Regions from separate parts of the Homo sapiens genome. Here region 2 is linked to region 1. Evidence: read pairs that join two places in POLR2A ChIA-PET (ENCODE). Cell type or tissue: A673. All regions are shown on one strand. Links, peaks and the distances in the headings refer to the core of each region. The heading gives the core; the rest is flanking DNA. Region 1 overlaps SENP2 (SUMO specific peptidase 2). Region 2 has its middle 5.7 kb from the start of IGF2BP2.

Evidence for each region. ChIA-PET counts read pairs that join two places held together with the same protein. Peaks named below come from ENCODE experiments on the same cell type or tissue, not always from the same donor. Only the 100,000 strongest peaks of a DNase experiment are listed, where the experiment ranks them.
Region 2: POLR2A ChIA-PET joins it to region 1 with 16 read pairs; 4 of 35 experiments call an interaction of 5 or more read pairs at or near these places.

What each region holds. Positions count from the first base shown.
Region 1 is chr3:185,624,964-185,636,174 of GRCh38, reverse strand. It overlaps SENP2 (SUMO specific peptidase 2), which reads right to left. Exons shown (of 17, transcript NM_021627.3): 16 at 9,782-9,877; 17 at 2,624-6,393. The coding sequence ends at 6,331. Among named protein-coding and RNA genes, the nearest start is that of SENP2, 44 kb to the right of the region's middle. In A673, for the core only: no CTCF peak of the experiment used is centred there; no DNase peak of the experiment used is centred there; H3K27ac peaks cover 1,284 bases.
Region 2 is chr3:185,825,089-185,836,299 of GRCh38, reverse strand. No RefSeq gene overlaps it. Among named protein-coding and RNA genes, the nearest start is that of IGF2BP2, 5.7 kb to the right of the region's middle. RefSeq lists silencers at 10,441-10,530, 10,941-11,210. In A673, for the core only: no CTCF peak of the experiment used is centred there; no DNase peak of the experiment used is centred there; H3K4me3 peaks cover 1,169 bases; H3K27ac peaks cover 614 bases.

The DNA of each region.
Region 1 (11,211 bases), core at 1,030-9,029:
GGTGAAGCCAGCAAAACTACTGTGAATGCATTTGTGTAGTTTTTGCTCTTGGACTGGTGTTTATTTTACAGAACTACAAAACAAAAGCAAAAAGCAAGTCCCTAAACACTAAGAAAAAATGAATCCAACTGTGTATCAAGTTGACAGCATAATCAGAGAAAAAATTATTTTAATTTTAAAACTATTTTCATTGCGGGTCTCTAGTGGGATATATTCTAAGAATAAAAATAATTGCAGGCCAGGCGCGGTGGCTCACACCTGTAATCCCAGCACTTTGGGAGGCCAAGGTGGGCAGATCACGAGGTCAGGAGTTCAAGACCAGCCTGGCCAACATGGTGAAACCCCCATCTCTACTAAAAATACAAAAATTAGCCGAGTGTGGTGGCAGGCACCTGTAGTCCCAGCTACTCAGGAGGCTGAGGCAAGAGACTCGCTTGAATCCCGGAGGCAGAGGCTGCAGTGAGCCAAGATTGCACCATTGCACTCCAGCCTGGGTGAGACAGAGCCAGACTGTGTCTCAAAAATAAAATAAAAATAAAGGGATGATTCATGTCCCACCCAGGACAGAGCAGAACAGTGAGAGATTTTATCATGTTACTCAGAATGGTGTACAATTTAAAACTTCAAAGTGTTTATTTCTGTTATTTTCATTTAATGTTTTCAAACCACAGTTGATCAAGAGTAACTGAAACAAGGAAAGCAAAACCACAGGTAGGGGGGTTTCTGTACTGTTCCATTTTGCCTAAGTCTTGAAATCCCCACAAGAAAAGTTTTTTTTGTAAAGTAGTTGAAAGAAAGAATTGTTGACTAAAATGATATTAAATCCCCTCAAATGAACTGAAGGCCTACACATGAAAAATGTTATAAAACTTAAATCAGTGGAGACGCAATCATCCCATGCTGGAAGAAATGTCAAAATACCAATGGGTAATTATCTTTTTCCTGATTTTTAAAAATATACATAATTTTTAACCCAGAAATTGTAATGCTAAGAGTTTCTTAGAATAAACCAAACATTGTGCAAGATGTTATATTCAGTAATACTGGATTAAATAAATGTTATAGCCATATAGTGGAATACTGTGCCATTAAAATGATATATTTATTGATGTGAAAATGTTCCAGTGGAAAAGGAGTTATATAACCGTTTATATAATTCTGTATTTGTTGTTAATAACAAGTTATATACACACACAAGCCTGTACATGTATTCACACACCCATGAAGGGGGAAGGCCAGGATATATACCCACTTTTTTTTTTTTTTTTGAGACAGAGTCTCAGGCTGGAATGCAGTGGTGTGCTCTCGGCTCACTGCAACCTCCGCCTCCCGGGCTGAAGCGATTCTCCTGCCTCAACCTCGCCAGTAGCTGGGATTACAGGTGCCCACCACCACACCCAGCTAATTTTTGTATTTCTAGTAGAGATGGGGTGTCATCATGTTGGTCAGGCTGGTCTTGAACTCCTGACCTCGTCACTGGCCCAACTCCGCCTCCCAAAGTGCTGGGATTACATGTGTGAGCCACCGCGCCCGCCCCAAATGTTAATGTTAAGAGGTATTAACTCTGGTTGTGAATTTGCAGAATTAACTTTCTTTACCTTATCGGTATTTTCTATGAACCCCTATTACTGATATAATTAAATAAAAATAAAAGGAGACAGGGTGGTAGTGTGGGATCAGACTTTATGATCACCATGAGGAGGGGGGTGTTGCTGGGAGGCCGTGGAAGGGGAGTGGTAAGGTTGCCCAGTGTGTTCTTAAAGTACATACTGCCAAGAACTCTCTCTGTTGCTTCTCCTGGCACTTTCCTAAGAAGTGTATTCCAAAAAATAGTTCCACAGGTGTCTCATAGAAAAGGGTTCAATGTCCAAGTTTTGGGAAATGCTAGGTTAAGACATAACTCGTTCATATCAAACTTCTTATGATGTTTGTTATACATCCCCAGGAGGAAAGGACATGGTACACATATTCATTGGCCCACAGACCCTTTGCTTTATATCCTTTAAAAACAAACAAACAAAAAAAAACAACAACAAAAAAAAACTGAGGTCTTGCTATCTTGCCCAGGCTAGTCTCAAACTCCTGGGCTCAAGCAATTCTCCTGCCTCAATGGCCCCCAAAGTGCTGGGATTTCATATTTTTTATACAAGTTACAAGACTTCTACTTAACACATTTTAGGAAATGCCCATCTGAGAACCTAAAGATTGTTTCCACCACATATTTCCATCAAAAGTCTCAAAGCTGCTAGTCTGTTTTCCTAGATTTAGATGGAGTCATCTCAAAACAGCCTCACATTTATAATATATATGGTATTTTTTGGTCTCAGGCTTTATGGTTTTAAACATCATTTGCCTCGCGGTCAGGTCACTTAGAGCAGTATTTTCCTTCTCTGCATTATCTGTCCATTAGTGGGCAGAGAAATCAACTTGGTGGTTACAACCTAAATGTTTTTAAAAACTGAAATAAAACTATCATCATAGTAAGGATATGTATTACTTCACAAAAGTGTATGTGCAATGTTGTTTGTGTCCATATACAATCACACTGTGTGTGTGTGTGTGTGTGGTCACAACATAAAATACTTATTCCTATGAGTTGCAATAAAAAACAAGTGAAAGCCACTGAATTAAAGAGATGAATTTATTGGTAAATAGATAAAATTAACACCTATTTTAATATATCCAAACCCCTTCCTTATATATATTAGGTAAATTAAAAGAAAAAAATTATCAAAGCAATACTACAGCCAGCTACATCGCCAATTTACAAATGAGTTAGTAAGTACCATAAGTTTGTTTGAATATCAGGTGCTTCAGAGTTTTTCTCAAACAGTTACAAAAGAGATTAGGTTCCCAATCAGTTCACAAAAGCTAATTTAAAGAATGTAGCTTAACTACAGTACTGAGGTTGTCACACACTTAACTTTCGGTCTCTTGCTTATTTATTCATATCTGAGGTTCACTGTTTCTACTAGGATACATTCCGCCCACACCCACACCTTGGTCCCCACATCAAGCAGCTCCTCACAGCAGGAAGACATCCGCTATCAGACATGGTTTTCTGAAGTTGTGCTTAGGATTTCAGAGGAGGAAAAATTCAGAGGTTCTAATAGCCTTCGGTAACTGAGGTAGAATATGGGGCTCCCAAGAATATCTTCCATATGCCCCAAATCTGTTTCCCTCCCACCCCCATCCAGCTCTGTTCAAGGTCAAGTTTGAGAAAGATACGTGTTCTCAATGGTATATTTTTAAAATCCACATCAATTTTTAAGAGACTACCTGCTAAAGGAGAATAATGGCTCACTGCATCTTTTCTCAACCCCCTAAACTATTTTAAAAACACACTGGCAGGGACAGGTGCAATGGCTCACGCCTGTAATCCCAGCACTTTGGGAGGCCGAGGCGGGCAGATCACTTGAGGTCGGGAGTTTAAGACCAGCCTGACCAACATGGAGAAACCCCGTCTCCACTAAAAATACAAAATTAGCCAGGGGTGGTGGCACATGCCTGTAATCCCAGCTACTCGGGAGGCTGAGGCAGGAGAATCGCTTGAACCTGGGAGGTGGGGGTTGCAGTGAGCTGAGATAGCGCCATTGCACTCCAGCCTGGGCGACAAAAGTGAAACTCCGTCTCAAAAACAGGCTGGGTGAGGTGGCTCATGACTGTAATACCAGCACTTTGGGAGGCCGAGGCGGGTGGATCACCTGAGGTCAGCAGTTCAAGACCAGCCTGGCCAACATGGCGAAACCCCATCTCTACTAAAAGTACAAAAATTAGCAGGGTGTGGTGGTGGGCACCTGTAATCCCAGCTACGCAGGAGGCTGAGGCAGGAGAATCGCTTGAACCTGGGAGGCGGAGGTTGCAGTGAGCTGAGATCACACCATTGTACTCCAGCCTGGGCGACAAGAGACTCTGTCGCAAAAAAAAAAAAAAAAAACAAAAAAAAAAAACAAAAAAAAAACCACTGGCTTTAATGGTGATAATTTGCTACTAATAAAATCAATAGCTGTTTTTCAACTGAACACTTAAACTTTTAGATCCAAATAAACTGTTTGGATCTAAAAAACTATATTACTAACATGTTTCCTTATGCCAAGGGAGACATGTGAGTGCCTAGAGAAGTATGGCCTGTGGTCTCCCACATTCAATTCAGGAACTCAGGGTCAAGCAGAAGGCCATGCTATAGACTTCAACACTCTGCTCTTCCCAATTTCATTATGTCCTGCAAGTTTTAAGAGCCGTCCGGAAGAGTGTAGGTTAATGGAAAGCTCAGTGAGAACTGCTCTGAAGAAGCCCCTCAAAATAATACATTAAGCTCAGCATCATTCACGTGGGCGGAATACAAACTGACATTCCTAACAGGACTTACCTAGCATGGACTCGATCTTAACCATGGTACCAAACTCTCAAGTGAAGCACACTGATGCCTGGTGAAAGCCAGGCGTTTGGTATGATGCTGACCTAGTGAACCTCTGGCCTTTTTGGCTGTGCTCATTACCTGGTCCCAGCACTCACTGGCACAATGCCAGGAGCCCAGAGAAAGGAGCAGGGGCTGCGGGGGGGGGGGGGGGAGGGGGAAGGGGGGAGGGAGGGTGGGGAAAGGGGAGAAGGGGGGAGGGTGGGGGAAAGGGGGAGGGTGGGTGTTAGGGAGAGAGGGAGGGGGAGGGAGGGGGAGGGGGGGGAGGGAGGGAGGGGGGAGGGAGGGAGGGGGAGGGGAGAGGGAGGGAGGGGGAGTGGGAGGGGGGGGGGAGAGGTGTGGTACAACCTGCTCCCGCTTCAGTCATCACCCACCACATGGCCTCTGGCTGACCATCCAGTAGGCCCAGCATTTTCCATCCACACCACAGGCCCCATGTCCTAAACCAGGAGTTTTACAAGTCTCAGGGAACTGGCTGCAATAGCTGTAACCAGTATACCTCTGGGACCAGCAGCCGGAGCACTGCAAATGGCAGGCGTGTAGATTCATAGGTAACACGTGCACAATTTTTCCAGTTTTACCTCTTGCTTTTATGAACCAGAACAAGTCTGGGAGGTTTAAGTAGGGAGAGGGTTAGAAATCATTTCAGCATATACTTTTTTAGGTTCTGCCAGACCACCTTTTATTACATCAGAAAAGCAACACTAGGCACTAGATCTTGCAAAATATGTTCTGACCAACTCTAAACTGTCTGAAGTTATAACCATATCAGTAAGGTTTTTAATGAACAAAAAAGTTAAATACAAACTTTCATATGCAAAATAGATTATTGTATAACTGGCAACCTCAGAGCCAAGTACTAAATTTTCTTCCACAAATTTCAGTGGGGATGGAGTGGGGAGATGTTAGTCTTAATGAGTAGAAAACTTAATTTAGACTTAATATATAGAAAACAAAAACTCTGAGGAAAAATAGCTTTAAATTGAATAGTATCTTTTGAAATAAACAGCTCAGGCCAGCCCCTACAATTCTGAGGTTTATACTCAACCAGATCTGGGATGAAAATGAAGATTTAGGGTTTACAGTTACTTCAAATCCATGAATCCAGTTTGAAGACTAAGCCAAGTCACCACATTTCCAGAAGGGGAAGTCTCTTTAAGGTGACCACAACACTCTTCGGAAGATGCTTGGATAATCAGAGTCCCTTGGGCACAGTTCCACTGTTCACGGCACTGTGCCAACGCTGTAGTGTCAGACTTCCTCTGAAAGGCAACAGGAGCCCTATCCCACAGCATTTTCATTTCTCCCAGCATTTTTTGAGCCTCAAAAAAACAAAAACAAAAAAAATCCCAAACCCTCCAGCTTCATGTTGGCAGTTACTGCTCCAGCTCCACTTCCTTCCGCCCCCAGTGAGAGTTCCCTCCTGCTCTTCAGCAGGGAGTGGCAGCTTGAGTAACATTCCTTTCAGAAATAAATAGTTCAAACAAGTAATTTAGAGCTAACTGTAAAAGAGCAGCAGTAAATGACCACTGCCCATTATGTTTGCAAACGAGTGAGTGAATGAATACGCTGAACAAACACACAGAAACAAACAATTCACAGAATAAATCCTGCATTTCCCACATTCATAGGGAAAAGAATCTCTTAAAAAAAATATTAGTTAGCGTTTGTTCTTGTGTGGGTTGAACAGTCCAAAGCTCTGAGCAGGCACAGCCTTACAAACAGGATTGCAAGCAGCCCTCTGCACCCCAAGTCAGGACTAGAGTACAGTGAGAGGCCTTCATGCACTTTTGACAGCTCAGTACCTGTGAGAACAGAAGTGATGCAGGGACTTTTTAACCCACAATGCATGAGGTATATGGAAATGTCTGTGAAAGAACCACCAGCAGCTAGAGGGACCAGGCAAAGTTTTCTCACAGCAACTGCTGATGAAGGATTTCCCACACCATCTTCTTCCGGAAGAGAGGCATCTGGTGCTGCAAAGAACCCCATAAACAACGCCCGCATTACATATTAATGTGCATGGCAGCACAACCTTCAGGTGTAATCATGTAATAAAGCAGGATGTCCATGTGCTTTTTCTAAGTGTTGACATTTTTACATCATGGAACATACTTATAAAACCATTTTTAACAGTTCATAATTACATGATATGTACCATAAGCACTTTTTTTTTTTTTTTGAGATGGAGTCTTGCTGTGTCACCCAGGCTGGAGTGCAGTGGCGCGATCTGCTCACTGCAACCTCTGCCTCCTGGGTTCGAGCGATTCTTGTCCCTCAGTCTCCAGCGTAGCTGGGACTACAGGTATGTGCCAGCACACCCGGCTTATTTTTTATATTTTTAGTAGAGACAGGGTTTCACCATGTTGGCCAGGCTGGTCTTGACCTCCTAACTGCAGGTGATCCGCCCGCCTCAGCATCCCAAAGTGCTGAGATTATTTATAGGCAAAAGCCACCACAGGCGGCCTACCATAAGCATTTTTATATGTTAAGGAAAACCAAAGCAGGATGTAGAATTATACAGTATAGTACAACTTCACAGTCCTGCAAATATCCACGTGGTGGCACAATAGGCAACTTTTCTACTTATATGAATTTTCAAAACATTCTAAAATGAACATATTCTGTTTTTTTATGAGAAAAACGTATTTATTTAAATAAAAAACAACAAAATCTACAAGTTTCTTTCTGCTCTACCAGGCGTTGTACATTGCCAATTCTGTTCAAACAGCAACTTCTCCCTTTAAAATCTCATCTTATTAGGTTCAGAGAACAGCCAACTGCTTTGCTATTTGGCAACATGAAACAATGAGATGTTTTGCTTAATAAATGATTCTGCTTTAACTGAGAATCACTACATGGGCAATTTGCAAAGCAGCAACACAAAAAGCAACTCCAAAATTACCCGTAGTACAACTAGTCCTTCTAGTGTATACGGAAGTTCACATTCTTGGCCAGGCGCGGTGGCTCACGCCTGTAATCCCAGCACTTTGGGAGGCCAAGGTGGGCATATCACCTGAGGCCAGGAGTTCGAAACCAGCCTGACCAACATGGAGAAACCCCGTCTCTACTAAAAATACAAAATTAGCCAGGGGTGGTGGCGCATTCCTGTAATCACGGTTACTTGGGAGGCTGAAGCGGAAGACTTGCTTGAACCCGGGAGGCGGAGGTTGCAGTGAGCTGAGATTGCGCCATTGCACTCCAGCCTGGGCAACAAGAACGAAACTCCGTCTCAAACAAAAAAAGAAGTTCACATTATTGAGGCACTCCTGATGTATCATTATAAATAGTTGGATGTCCCTTACTATAAACTAGTGATGTCACCGGGCGTGGTGGCACATGCCTGTAATCCCAGCACTTTGGAAGGCCAAGGCAGGTGGATCACCTGAGGTCAGGAGTTCAAGACCAGCCTGGCCAATATGGTGAAACCCTGTCTCTACTAAAAATACAAAAATTAGCCAGGCATGGTGGTACATGCCTGTAGTCCCAGCTACTGGGGAGGCTGAGGCAGAAGAATCGCTTGAACCTGAGAGGGAGGTTGCAGTGAGCCAAGATCACACCACACTGCACTCCAGCCTGGGCAACAGAGCAAGACTCCATCTCAAAATAATAATAATAATAATAATAAACTAGTGATGTCCTCCCTAGGGGTGGGGGCTAAAAAGTCTTAACACATGATTCTTAAATTATTTTAAATAGTTCAAAACATCTAGTAAAAACTGCACATTTGCTCTTAGTAAAACTGCTGAGACTAAGCAATAAATGCCTTTATTTTTTACTGGAATTATATTAATTCAGCACGGGAGTCCTAGTTACTTCACGTAATAGAGTTTGTATTACAGTTTGTATTCATGGAATACATACAGTTTGCTTGGTAGACAACATCTATCAAAATAAGGTCTGTGGATGAAAAATATTCTTTAATGAGGTTGTCCTCAGTTGTAAAAAGGTTGAGAATCCACTGTTACAAATTCTCAAGAATTCCCAACATACTTGAGTTTCCAATCAAATGCAAAGCCATGGAGAATTAAACAAAAGAGCAGAACAGGCCAGGCGCGGTGGCTCACGCCTGTAATCCCAGCACTTTGGGAGGCTGAGGCAGGTGGATCACGAGGTCAGGAGTTCGAGACCAGCCTGGCCAACACGGTGAAACCCCATCTCTGCTAAAAATACAAAAATTAGCTGGGCATGGTGGCGCATGCCTGTAGTCCCAGCTACTGGGGAGGCTGAGGCAGGAGTATTGCTTGAACCCAGAAGGCAGAGGTTGTAGTGAGCTGAGATCGTGCCACTGCACTCCAGCCTGGGCAACAAAGCGAGACTCCATCTCAAAAACAAAACAAAACAAAACAAACACAAAAGAGCAGAACAGAAAGGAAAAGCAGTATTCACAAGTTACATCTTAGACCTGTGGCTTCAGTTCTCACAGGCCGATTTTTCCCTTGCTATTAAACACTGACATACCTCTTTCTTTGGCTAGAAATAATAATACACAGGAACCAATGAATGCCACAGTTCAGAGATTTGCAAATTGTGCCCATTGTGTCACCAAAGACTAGGATAAACCTGAGAGCAGATAAAATAACCCTGATTCTGGCAGGAGTAGGGCTAAAACCAAGATTTACAGCAATAAGAATAGCACAGCTACTACTATTTTTTTTTTTTTTTTTTTTTTTTGAGACAGGGTTTCTCTCCTGTTGCCCCAGGCGGCTGAAGTGCAATGGCACGATCTCGGCTCACCACAACCTCCACCTCCCGGGTTCAAGCAATTCTCCTGCCTCAGCCTGCCTCCCTAGTAGCTGGGATTACAGGCATGCACCACCACGTGGCTAATTTTTTGTATTTTTAGTAGAGACATGGTTTCTCCATGTTGGTCAGGCTGGTCTCGAACTCCTGACCTCAGGTGATCCACCTGCCTCGGCCTCCCAAAGTGCTGGGATTACAGGCATGAGCCCAGCTACTACTATTTATTTTATTTATTTATTTTTGAGACAGAGTCTCGCTCTGTCACCCAGGCTGGAGTGCACTGGTGCGACCTCGGCTCACTGCAACCTCCACCTCCTGGGTTCAAGTGATTCTCCTGCCTCAGTCTCCTGAGTAGCTGGGATTATAGGCATGCACCACCACGCCTGGCTAATTTTTGTATTTTTAGTAGAGATGGGGTTTCACCATGTTGGCCAGGCTGGTCTTGAACTCCTGACCTCAGGTGGTCCACCCGCCTCGGCCTCCCAAAGTGCTGGGATTACAGGTGTGAGCCACCACGCCTGGCCAGCTACTACTATTGAGAGCTGAATGTGTGCCAGGCACTGGCCAAGTGCCTTATCTTGCTTAGTAACAAGTAAATGGATGAAGAGGGTCTTCACTCACCTGAGTAAATGTGATAGGTTTGTCCCTAGAAATATAATCTGCATATTTACAAGTAAACATTCCACAATCACTCCCATTCAGCTGTTGAGGAATCTCCTAAAATTACAAAGAAAAAAGAAGAGAGGAAAGGGTAAAACATCATTAAATACAAATTCCTTGGACTTTTTCTAAATATTGCTGTAAACAATATTATAAAGGTAAATATTAAATCAGGTATTACCTAAACACACAGTCATATACAAAAAACACAATTATTCTTACTCTATGTGGTATAAAACATAGATCATAGCAAGGGAAAAACAGGCCTTGTGAGAACTGAAGCCACAGGTCTAAGATGTAACTTGTGAATACTGCTTTTCCTTTCTGTTCTGTTCTTCTGTTTAATTCTCCATGGCTCTGCATTTGATTGGAAACCCTAACTATGAGATGGAGTGCATGACCCGACCCCACAGGAAATGCTTTTCAGAAGAGAAAAACACAAAGTGAGAGTTGCATCTCTCAGCTCCCATTCCAAGAAACCAAACTGAAAGGAGGTTTACTACCAGGGATGCTAGTCAGAATTATTTCAGAAGCATTTATCAATTTTAAAAAGGGCCAAGTGTGGTCAATCGGAAATGTAACTTCTCTAGCTAAGAAAATAAGACTACTGCTTTGGACCCTACAGCTTCAAGGTGGACAGAGAGAAGTTCTGGATAGGCTTTAACCAATTAGGATCTTGCCTTGATGGATCAGTTCTGCCGTAAGGCAAAAACACTTGGTACAAGCAGCACTAAGAGCATAATAAGCCAAAGGTGGTGGATTCTAACCCCACTGAGCTCACACCTTCTCCAGGCCTGTGTTGCCCTAATCTTGGCAGTCCCTGACACACTCTGGCTGTCAGTCACAATTAGCGCAAGTTATTGCTGGAAAACACACTAGATGACAATAGCTCAATTTTTACTCAAAGAAATGAAGTTGATTATGATTTTTAAAGTTTGCCTAGTGGCCGGGTACGGTGGCTCACGCCTGTAATCCCAGCACTTTGGGAGGCAGAGGCGGGCGGATCACGAGGTCAGGAGATCAAGACCATCCTGGCTAACATGGTGAAACTCCGTCTCTACTAAAAATACAAAAAATTAGCCAGGCGTGGTGGCAGGCGCCTGTGGTCCCAGCTACTCGGGAGGCTGAGGCAGGAGAATGGTATGAACCCGGGAGGCGGAGCTTGCAGTGAGCCAAGATTGCGCCACTGCACTCCAGCCTAGGCGACAGAGCGAGACTCCGTCTCAAAAAAAAAAAAAAAATTTGCTTAAATACATACCACCCATACATACGCATATACCTCACACTTTTCTCTCAAGCCTAGCATCTCTCACAGAATGGACAAAACTAGAGACTACAATATACAAAGAAAGGCAGTTTGTTTTCTTTATTCCATTTCCCATACCAGAACA
Region 2 (11,211 bases), core at 2,697-10,696, 200 kb before region 1:
AGATAATGGGAGCCAGGTTTCTCACTATTGAAGGCAAGAGTTACAAATATGAAAAGTGGGAAGGAGAATCTTACAGTGTTTCACTGGAATCAGAAGTATCAGTGTGGGCTGGGTGTGGTGGCTCACGCCTGTAATCCCAGCACTTTGGGAGGCCAAGGTGGGTGGATCACCCGAGGTCAGGAGTTTGAGACCAGCCTGGCTAACATGGTGAAACCCTGTTTCTACTAAATAAACAAATATACAAAAATTAGCCAGGCGTGGTGGTGGGCACCTATAACCCCAGCTACTCGGGAGGCTGAGGCAGGAGAATCCCTTGAACCCGGGAGACTGAGGTTGCAGTGAGCTGAGATCGCACCACTGCACTACAGCCTGGGTGACAGAGTGAGACTCTGTCTCAAAAAACAAACAAAACAAAACAAAACAAAACAAAGAAAGTATTAGCGTGAACTTGGGATTTTTTTTTTTTTTTTTTTTTTGAGACGGAGTCTCACTCTGTCACCCAGGCTGGAGTACAGTGGCATGATCTCAGCTCACTGCAACCTCTGTCTCTCGGGTTCAAGCGATTCTCTGCCTGAGCCTCCCAAGTAGCTGGGATTATAGGTGCCTGCCACTATGCCCAGCTAATTTTTTTTTTTTTTGTATTTTTAGTAAAGACGGGATTTCATTATCTTGGCCAGGCTGGTCTTGAACCCTTGACCTTGTGATCCACCTGCCTCGGCCTCCCAAAGTGCTGGGATTACAGGCGTGGGCTACTGTGCCCAGCCCAAACTTGTGATTTTTAATACAGCACTAGCCAGAATAGACAGGTGTAGGTCTATGTGTGTGTTTATGTATATAATCTATTACCTACCTCCTTCAACTAAGAGGGTGTAGAATCAATGATATTCCTGTAGCAGTGAGCATATGTAGCATGCAGATCTTGGTTTATAAATACTAAAAAGTACCTAGACTCCTTGGATAAGTGGTTGATTATAGGCAAGGCAGATAAAGTACAAACCTAAAATAGTAACAGAAGTTCACACGTGCCAGCTTGAAGGGGCTGTTGCTGGCCAAATCTGAGACAATTTGAGCATCAAAATACTTACTAATAGTAAACATTGATGTCACTTTAAATACAATAGGAATCCAGGCCAGGAGTGGTGGCTCACGCAGCACTTTGGGAGGCCAAGGTGGGCGGATCACCTGAGGTCAGGAGTTTGAGACCAGCCTGGCCAACGTGGTTCAGAGTGACAGAGCCAGACTGAGCAAGACTCCATCATAAAACAAACAAAGGAAAAAAAAAAAAGAATCCATTTGTCCACAGTGATACAATACATGGGATGAAGGGAAAGCTCTTACAGTAGAAAGTCAACTAATAAATATAAAAGAAATGATTAAATCAGAATCACCGCTTGTCAACCCTAATAATAATCCAAGCAAGACTCAACACTAGATACTAAAACTCGTGGTTGAAATTTTGATGGGTAACAGAGCATCTACATAGTTTCAAAGTATCTCCCCAAGAGATACTTAGTAATTTTACAATGAAGAAACCTGATACATACTGACACACTGTCTTAACCAAGGGAGCAAAGTTAACATCACCAATAATGGGACCAATCAACAAGTGCTTCCAGACACAATGCACATTATCTGACCACAATTATAACCTCTGTGGCATTCCTGCAAGACAATACAGCACATAAATCTAATCATACGAAAACATCAAACTCATATTCAATGGCATTCTACCAAATAAATAGCCCGTAGTAATCAACATCAATGTCATGAAAAACAAACAATGACTGAAGAACTGTCCAAATTAAAGGAGAGTAAAGAGACTAGGTAACCATACACAACAAATGATTTGGGCTTTTTTTTTTTTTTTTTTTTTTTGAGACGGAGTCTCGCTCTGTCGCCCAGGCTGGAGTGCAGTGGCGGGATCTCGGCTCACTGCAAGCTCCGCCTCCCGGGTTCACGCCATTCTCCTGCCTCAGCCTCCCAAGTAGCTGGGACTACAGGCGCCCGACACTACGCCCGGCTAATTTTTTGTATTTTTAGTAGAGACGGGGTTTCACTGTTTTAGCCGGGATGGTCTCGATCTCCTGACCTCGTGATCCGCCAGCCTCGGCCTCCCAAAGTGCTGGGATTACAGGCGTGAGCCACCGCACCCAGCCTGGGATTTTCTTTTGCAATAATATTGACACAATTCATAAAATTTGAAATTTGAAGAGTCTGCAGATTACAGTATCAATGTTTATTTACTGGTTTTTATCATTGTACTGGGAATAGACTTTTCTTTCTTTCTTTTTTTTTTTTTTTTTGAGACATAGTTTCCCTCTTGTGTCCAGGCAGGAGTGCAATGGCGTGATCTTGGCTCACTGCAACCTCTGCTTCCCGGGTTCAAGTGATTCTCCTGCTTCAGCCTCCCGAGTAGCTGGGATTACAGGCACGCGCCACCACACCCTGCTAATTTTTGTATTATTAGCAGAGACGGGGTTTCACCATGTTGGCCAGGCTGGTCTCGAACTCCTGACCTCAGGTGATCCACCCGCCTCAGCCTCCCAAAGTGCTGGGATTACAGACGTGAGCCACCGTGCCCGGCCTAATTTTTTTTTTAAGCAGATACAAACTGAGGTATTTAGGCATATGATTCAGAGAAACATAAAAGATAAAACAAATGTTAACATTTGGGGAATCTGGGTAAAGAGTATATGGGACTTCTTGTAATATTATTGTGTATATATACACACACATATACTTTTTTTTTAAATGTAGATTCTGGGTAAGCATATTAAGAACGTACTGTAAAACAAAACAAAAGAAAAATAGATTCGTGGGCTTCTACCCTGAAAATTCTGATTCAGGAGTTCTCATGGTAGGTCTTGGGAATCTGTATTTTTGAAGGTTTTCTTGGTGATTATAATGCACATCTGACAAGAATTAACCTCTGTCTCGAAGTAATAAAAATGTAACTAAACATCCATGTACCTGCCACCTACTTTTAAAAAACAAAAATTGGCAGGGCTTGGTGGCTCACGCCTGTAATCCCATCACTTTGGGAGGCTGAGACTGGCAGATCACCTGAGGTCGGGAGTTCGAGACCAGTCTGGCCAACATGGAGAAACTCCCTCTCTACTAAAAATATAAAAATTAGCCGGGCATGGTAGTGCATGCCTGCAATCCCAGTTACTCGGGAGGCTGAGGCAGGAGAATCACTTGAATCCAGGAGGCAGAGGTTGTGGTGAGCCAAGATTGCGCCATTGCACTCCAGCCTGGGCAACAAGAGTGAAACTCCGTGTAAAAAAAAAAATTAAATTAAAAAAACAGAAATTCTATCTGTGCCCTTCCACCTCCCCCTATTCCCTTTTCTCCCTCCTTAAAGGTAATCATTATCCCCAATTTAGAGTTTGCTGTTCCCATGCATGTTTTTGTACAATTATGCCACACAAATGTGTCCATATCAACAACAGAATTGCTTTGCATGTTTTCAAACTTTGTAGAGATCAGCTGTAGTGGCTCACACCTATAATCCCAGCACTTCGGGAGGCCAACGAGGATGGACAGCTTGGGCTCAGGCATTCGAGACCAATCATAGGGAACATGGCGAAACTCCCATCTCTTGCAAAAGTACAAAAAATTAGCCATTGTGGTGGTGAACACCTGTAGTCCCAGTTACTCAGTAGGCTGAGGTGGGAGGAATCTTTCAGCCTGGAAGGCAGGGGTGGCAGTGAGCTGAGATCATGCCATTGTCCTGCAGCCTGGGTGACAAAGCAAGACCCTGTCTCCGGTGGGTCTGGGGGGCAGGGAAGAAAGAAAGAAAACTTCGTATAACCAACATCCTTCTATAACTTTTCACTTAGCATATGTTTGTTTTTGTTTAGGTGGTTAATGTTGACACGTTGCCTATTTTATTTCATCCAGAAGTGAGGAAACAGTAATGATTCCAGAGAAAATGAATAAACATGTGTCCCCTTTGACTCAATATATAGTAGTCAATTTATAGCTATGCCACAATGTACCAGTTTTATTGTTGATGGACATTTAAATTTTTCACCATCACAGTGCTACAATGAATGGTCATATATGTTTCTTCCACAAAGGGTGTGGATGTTTATTTTCTCTGGAGTCATCAGTTTTTACCTCTCTTCTAAATCATGCATAGTCATCCATTATAATTTAAGAAATATGGAGTCTATGGGCACAGATGCAAGTATGTGGGCAAATATTTGAAGTGCTTTTCTGCTTGCTTCTAGTCTCTCAGTGAAATAGAAAGCAGGGTTATCAGCTGAGACCCTGGGTGGAGATGATCAATTAGAAGCTGAAAGTGAGATAAGAAATAACCATCTTGGAGAAAGACTGCCAGGCCGTACTCAGGGCCTGTATCTTCAGCTTTGCTAGATACTGACAAATTACTCTTCAGAGTAATTGTACCTGTGTATACTCTTGCCAGCAGTGGATGACTGTTTCTGATGCTCCATACCCTCACTAAGACCCTTGAACCATCAGAATTTTAAGATTTTTGTCAATTTGATTTTATGTACATATGTATGTATAAATGACAGGGTATCGCTCTGTCACCTAAACTGGAGTGCAGTGGCATGATCATAGCTCACTGTAGCCTGAACCTTTTGGACTCAAGGAATCCTCTTGCCTCAGCCTCCTGAATGGCTAGGACTACAGGTATGTACTACCACACTCTGCTAATTTTTAATTTTTTTTTTTTTTGTAGAGACTGGGTCTTACTTCATTGACCAGGTTGGTCTTGAACTCCTGGCCTCGAGCAGTCCCTCCTGCTTCAGGCTCCCAAAGTGCTGGAATTACAGGCATGAGCCACCATGCCCAGCCAGTGAATAGTTTTAATTTCCCCAATTACTCATGAGTTGAGCTTGAGTTTCATCTTCTGTGAATTAGCCCATTCATACACTTTGCTCGTTTTTCCAATGGTTGTCTTTTTCTAATTGATTTATAAGATCTCTTTATGCAGCTTGGATAATACATCAGTGTTTACACTATGACTGTACAAACATTTTCACTGTTGAGCCTATGACCATTGCTCCTTTCTTGTATGACCACGTATTTTTCCTTCAGTTAATGATTTCCTTGTTTTCCCACTTGTCTGGCTTTCCATATACTTGTGATTAATTTTTTCCAAATGCTCCAACATGTCTGCTATCCTATCAGAAATAATCATTATGCACTCACAGAAATGAGTTCCATTTTGTTGTTGTTCCTTGAAGACCTCATTCTGAGCCATCTATCCTCTTGTTCCAATCTGTGCTGGTTGCTCGTGGGATGGCTGCATTGCAGGCATTCTGGATTTTTAAATTCAGAGTCTACCATGTTGGATTCCTTATTTCCCAAATCCCATGTAATCTTCTTCCATGGTTTTGCTGGCACTTATCTCCCAGTAGCTTCCCCAAAACGGGCATGTCTGAATTCTTGCATATCTTTTTAAACTGATGGTCTCACTAGGTTTAGAATTCTAGATTGAAGATAATTTCCACTCAGTTTTAAAGGCATTGCTCTATTGACTCCCTAGTTTCCTGTTTTAGGAAAATACATTCTCATTCCTGTTCCAACTCCTTTGTATGCGACCTATTTTGTCCAGATGCTTTTATAATTTGAGTTCAGAATTTCATGATGATGTGATTTTTAGATCTTCTATCATTCATTTTGCTGGGCCTTCTGCAAACTCTTTGATCTGGAGATCCATGTCTTTGATTCTGAGAATCTTTTTTGTTTTGCATTATTTCTTCTGTCTTGTTCTCAAACATTTCTGAGTTAACATTTGGATTGGATTTCAAATGTGGAACAGATACTTTGTGTGTCTGTGCCTTTGCATATGCTATTCTTTCTGCCTAGGATGTATTTCCTCTCTTACGTCTTGTATTCTAGTAAATCCCTAATTATCCTTCAAAACCAAAATCAATTCTTTCCTGATGTTCCCTTCCCCAACACTGGGCTGAATGGGATGCTCTATCTTGTATGCTCACAAAGTCTACTGTGGCACCTCTAATGCCATGCTATGGTCTGTTTATATATCTGCCTCCTCCACTGACCATAAATTCCTTGAGATCAGGATGATGTTTATTTATTCTGTATCCTCAGTGCTTAGCACTACACAGTGCCATGAATAAATGAATTCAACAAGGGGATTGTGCAAGATAAATACCATCACATACATCTTCGTTTAATCCCTTAGAGCAAACCTCAGATGGTCATTGTTTATTCAACAATATTACCCGAGCCTTTATTATGGACCAGGTTTCATACGGGCCAAAGGAAATTCTAACAGGAAAATGAGAAGATCTTATTCCTCCAGAAACCCACCATGTAGTAGGGAAGGCTTCCCTCCATCCTCCATGTTTAAAAATTCAGATATAACTCACATACCGTAAAATTTACTCACTTAAAATACACTTCAATGGTTTTTAATATATTCACAGTTGTACAACTATCACTAGACAAAATATTTTTTATCTGTATGAAGTGCTGTGTGTATCATGGGGCCAAGTCAGGGGAAGACAGGAGTTTACCAGGGGAAGAAATGCATTCCAGGGAAAGAGAACAAATGTGCAAAAAGACGGAATTCTGAAATGACCTAGCATTTGCATAATATGAAACTGCAGGGGGAGGTAGGCTAGAGTTTATAGTGAGGAAACAATTGGGCTAGTTTACAAATGAGGAATCTGAAGCTCAAATAGATGAAGTAACTGGCATAAGGCAATTATCTTATGCTAACTCAAGAAAAGGTGTCTAAGGCAGGGGTCCCCAACCTTGGTGCCATGGACTGGTACTGTGGCCTGTTAGGAACCCGGCTACACAGCAGGAGGTGAGGAGCAGGCAAGCATTACTGCCTGAGCTCCACCTCCTGTCAGATCAGCGGTGGCATCAGATTCTCATCGGAACTTGAACCTTATTTTGAACTGCGCATGTGAGGATAGGTTGCATGCTCCCTATGAGAATCTAACTAATGCCTGATGATTTGAGGTGAAGAAGTTTCATCCTGAAACCACCCCCCAACCTGTCTGTGGAAAAATAGTCTTCCATGAAACCGGTCCCTGGTGCCAAAATGGTTGGGGACTACTGGTCTAAGGGACATTACCCTACTACCAAATCATTCCTGATGCACAGGCAGGTGCAGGACCTTCTAAGAATTACCTCCAAATGTTGGCTTTGCCTCAGCCTTCCAGCAAATAGGCTTCACTTTCTCTTTCAACTTCTCACATTATCTAGAGACACTGGTTATACTGACTACATTATCAGTTGAGCAAAAAAACATTCCGCTATAGCTTTGTAGGTTCAAAAGGATCGCTTGAGCTCAAGAGTTTGAGACCAGCCTGGGCAACACAGTGAGATCCCATCTCTTAAAAAAAATTTTAGCTGGGCATGGTGGCATGCATCTGTAGTCCCAGCTACTCGGGAGACTGAGGTGGGAGGACTGCTTGAGTCTGGAAGTTTGAGATTGCAGTGAGCCATGATCACCCCACCACACTCCAGCCTGGGTGACAGTAAGACTTTTTTTAAAAAAAAAAAAAAAAAAAGAAAAGAAAAAGACTTAACACTTATGAACTCTTTGTTGTTAGACTAAAATGTTTTTTCCAGGTGTGTTTCAGGCCCTCCATGTGATTAAGAAAAAATTATACTTTCCTGAGCTTCAGTTTTCTTACCTGAAAAGAAGGATTAAGAAAGCTTGTCCCAGCCACCTTATCACTGTCTTGCCCAAAAGAATCGCTGGGAAACAATGAGGATCTGTACTGCCTTTGAAACTCTTGAGGAAAACATTAGTTAATTCATGCTTTAAAAGGTAATATGCCTACTATAAGATTTTCTCCAAATTTCTGACCTCTGTTAAACATTCATAAAATCTTGGCTTATCAGGTGTAAACCAAGTCTAGATCAATCAAGATGGTCTCTGTTTCAGCTCTCTGGGGGAGGGATAAGTAGGGGAACTCGAGAGAAAACAGGTAGAAAATAAGTTTTGCCTGGCAGGAGCAAGGCCTCTGAATTTCTGACTTTGCACTTGGAGGCTGTCCCCTATTGTCTTCAAAGGTCCCCAACCCCTTCTCTATCATGTGAAAAATAACTCTGCATTCTAAGATAAGGCACTGTAGATGCTGCAAACCAGGGGTGTAGTGGAAGCATGCCCTCCATCACACTTACAGTTCAAGCCCTCCTTCTGCAGCCCTGCTGTTTCCAAAATTCCAGCAGGACAGCTGACAACTGCAGCAAAGAGCAATTATTTCTCTGAAAAAAAAAATTTCAAAGTGACTTGGTGAAGCAGGGTAAGAAGAGTTCACCAGAAGCCACCTGATAGGGTTCGGCTGTGTCCTCACGCAAATCTCATTTTGAAACGTAACTCCCATAATTCCCACATGTCATGGGCGGGACCCGGTGGGAGGTAACTGAATCATGGGGGTGGGTTTTTCCCATGCTGTTCTTGCAATAGTGAATAAGTATCACGAAATCTGATGGTTTTATAAAGGGCAGTTCCCCTGCACACGTGCTCTTGCCTGCCCCCATGTAAGATGTGCCTTTGCTCCTCCTTCACCTTCCGCTATGAGGAGGCCTCCTGGGCCGTGTGGAACTGTGAGTCCATTAAGCCTCTTTTTCTTTATAAATTACCCAGTCTTGGGCATTTCTTCAGAGCAGTATGAAAATGGACTGATACACCACCTCTGCCAAGAATCTGTACATTGTCTAATGTGTTTTTCGTCTCACAGTAAGACCAAATAATTGATGTATCTAAAATGCTACACAACAACAACAACAACAACAAGTTTTTCTGACCTGTTGGAGAGGAATGAGGCCAACTATTCCTGCCACTCTCGTTTCTCCTTTACATGTACCTGTGAATAATAAGCAAATATGCTGTCCTATAATATAAAGGTGACCATATCAATTAGGAGCACATGTGTAAATAATCTAAAGATGGTTAGTTCAGTCTGCTGAGGTTTATGCATGCACAAGTCATGTTCATTTGTGATTCTCTGATACAATTTAGTAAAGAAGCATCCACACCTAGTTTATCTATTACTTTGGGGATTAGTAACCAAGTTCATTCTCAACTCCTGGAGCAGTAAAATCCGATTCTTTTTCTAGAGAGAGAAAAAAATATGTGAATACTTGAGACAAAAGCCAGAATTCAAATAACTGCAAATATCTAGGTGAAAATGGATTCATTACTTTCTCCTCTGGATACCTAATTAGTTAAGAAGATCTCCTTCTGTAGAATAAAGTATTTTAAAAGTTCATGAATTCCTGGGGGAAAGAAGAGAAACAGGCATTAAGTGTCTGACCACCCATGTCTCAACACGCTAGGCAGTTATCCTTCTTGTAGCCCTCACAACAGCCCTGCGAGGACTGGTTATTTTATCTCCTTATAGATGAAGAAACTTAGGCTCGAGAATGCTGGAACATCTCAGGGCACAAAGATGGGGGCAGAGAGAAGGTCTGAGTCCGGGGCAGATAGGCCTTCCACTCCAACAGTGTTTACCAGACCAGAATCACCTGGGAGTACTTGCGGAAAATACAAAATCCAGCAAGCCCCATTCTCTCCACGCCGCTCATCAACAGGAAAGCTTGGGAAAGACAATACTACTTCACGACCCAGTCAGGAGACCCGAACTTGTTCCATTCCTACATTCGTGACTTCTCCACCCAAGGACACTCCCCGCACCCGCGCCCCAACGCCTTCACAAAACCCAACATATCCGCGATCAAACCTTCAACTCTCCCAGTGGCCCCCAGAGGTCCAGAGCTTGGAATCTTCTTCTGCCTCCTCACCTCTGAATCCCGCCATTCTTCTCCCTCCTGTAGAATTTCATTTCCTGGCTGGGACCAGGCTCTAACCATCAGGCTTCCAGCCGGGCCCCGGAACTTGCAGCCCGCTCTAGCCTGTCTGGCTCCTGCCCGAGCCCCTCGGCTCCAGCCTGCTCTCATCCCAACCCTGCCTCTTCCGTCGGTCACGTTGTTTCCTCCGCTTGGAAGGACCTCTTTCCTCTCCGGGCCCTTCCCAGTGCTCGGGGAACTCCTACACAGCCTGCGCTCCTCCGCTTCCAGCCACCCTCGCCTCCCACCACCCTGGCTTTGGAGCTGAACCGGCCGCGCAGCCGGGCGGCGACCATCCGTCCCCCGGCCGCTGACCCCAGCGCTCCGGCCTCGCCGCAGTCCCTGGCCCCTCGGCGTTCGTTTCCCCACCCGCCACCTGGCTTTCGCCGCCGCCGCCCGGGAAGCCCTCGGCACTTCCCAGAATAGAGAGCAGCTGCCAACGTCAGGCTGCCGCCTGCCGCGGGGTTCCGGACACGCGGGGTCTGGGCGGAGAGGACGTGACTCCGCGCTGGCCTTCCGCCTTCCCTCCCCGGTCGGGAAACTGAGGCCCGGGACCGGGAACCACTTCCCCGCGAGCACGGTCCGCGAGGGCCCGGCCAACCCCGGTCCTAGGCGTCCCGACTCCCGCGCGCGATCCTTCGACCACACGCGCCGCTCGGTCACCTCAGAGAGCGTGGCGGGGAGCGGGTCTCAGAGCGAGCGCACGGCCCGGGAACGCGCAGGGCGCCAGCCCCGGCCAAGTCGCTGCGAAAGTTGTTGTCTCCCAGCCTGCCCTCGCCTCTCACCTCCGGGACACACCTTCCCGCTTGCCCTGGCAGCAGCGCACTCACATCCGGTCCACCTTGCGCACACCCCTCTCCGCGCTCACTCGCAGCCCCTCTCCCTCCCACGCCCGCGGCTCCCCGTCGCCCCCTCGCGCGCTCCCACCCGCGCCCGGGGCGCGCCTTCCCCGCCCCGCCGCTCGCCCGGCCTCGGCGCCGCGCCCGCCCGGGGTTCCGGCGCCCGGAGCCCCAGCCCGGGGCCGCGACCCGCTTCCGCCCGCCTGGCGCGGGGCCGGAGCCCGAGCAGCCACTGCCGAGCGCGGTGGGCGCGAGGCGAGGGGCGCAGCGGCGCGGGGCGGGGAGGGGGCGCTCGCTCGCTCCCTCTCGGCTGCGCACACGCCCGTACAAACTCTCACACAGACACACGCGGGGTGCGCTGCCGCCGCCCGCCGCTGCTCCTCCTCCCGCCACCGCCTTGAGAGGGAGAGAGAGGGAGGCAGAGAGAGCGCTTTGTCCGCGCGCCGCCGCCCGGCCCGGGACTCTGCCCCGAGGAGGCAGCCGCGCCGAGTCCCCGCCTCCGCCTCTGCCCCCGGGCGGGCCGGGCCGGCCGCGGTGGGGGGAGCCAGGCTGAGGGTGG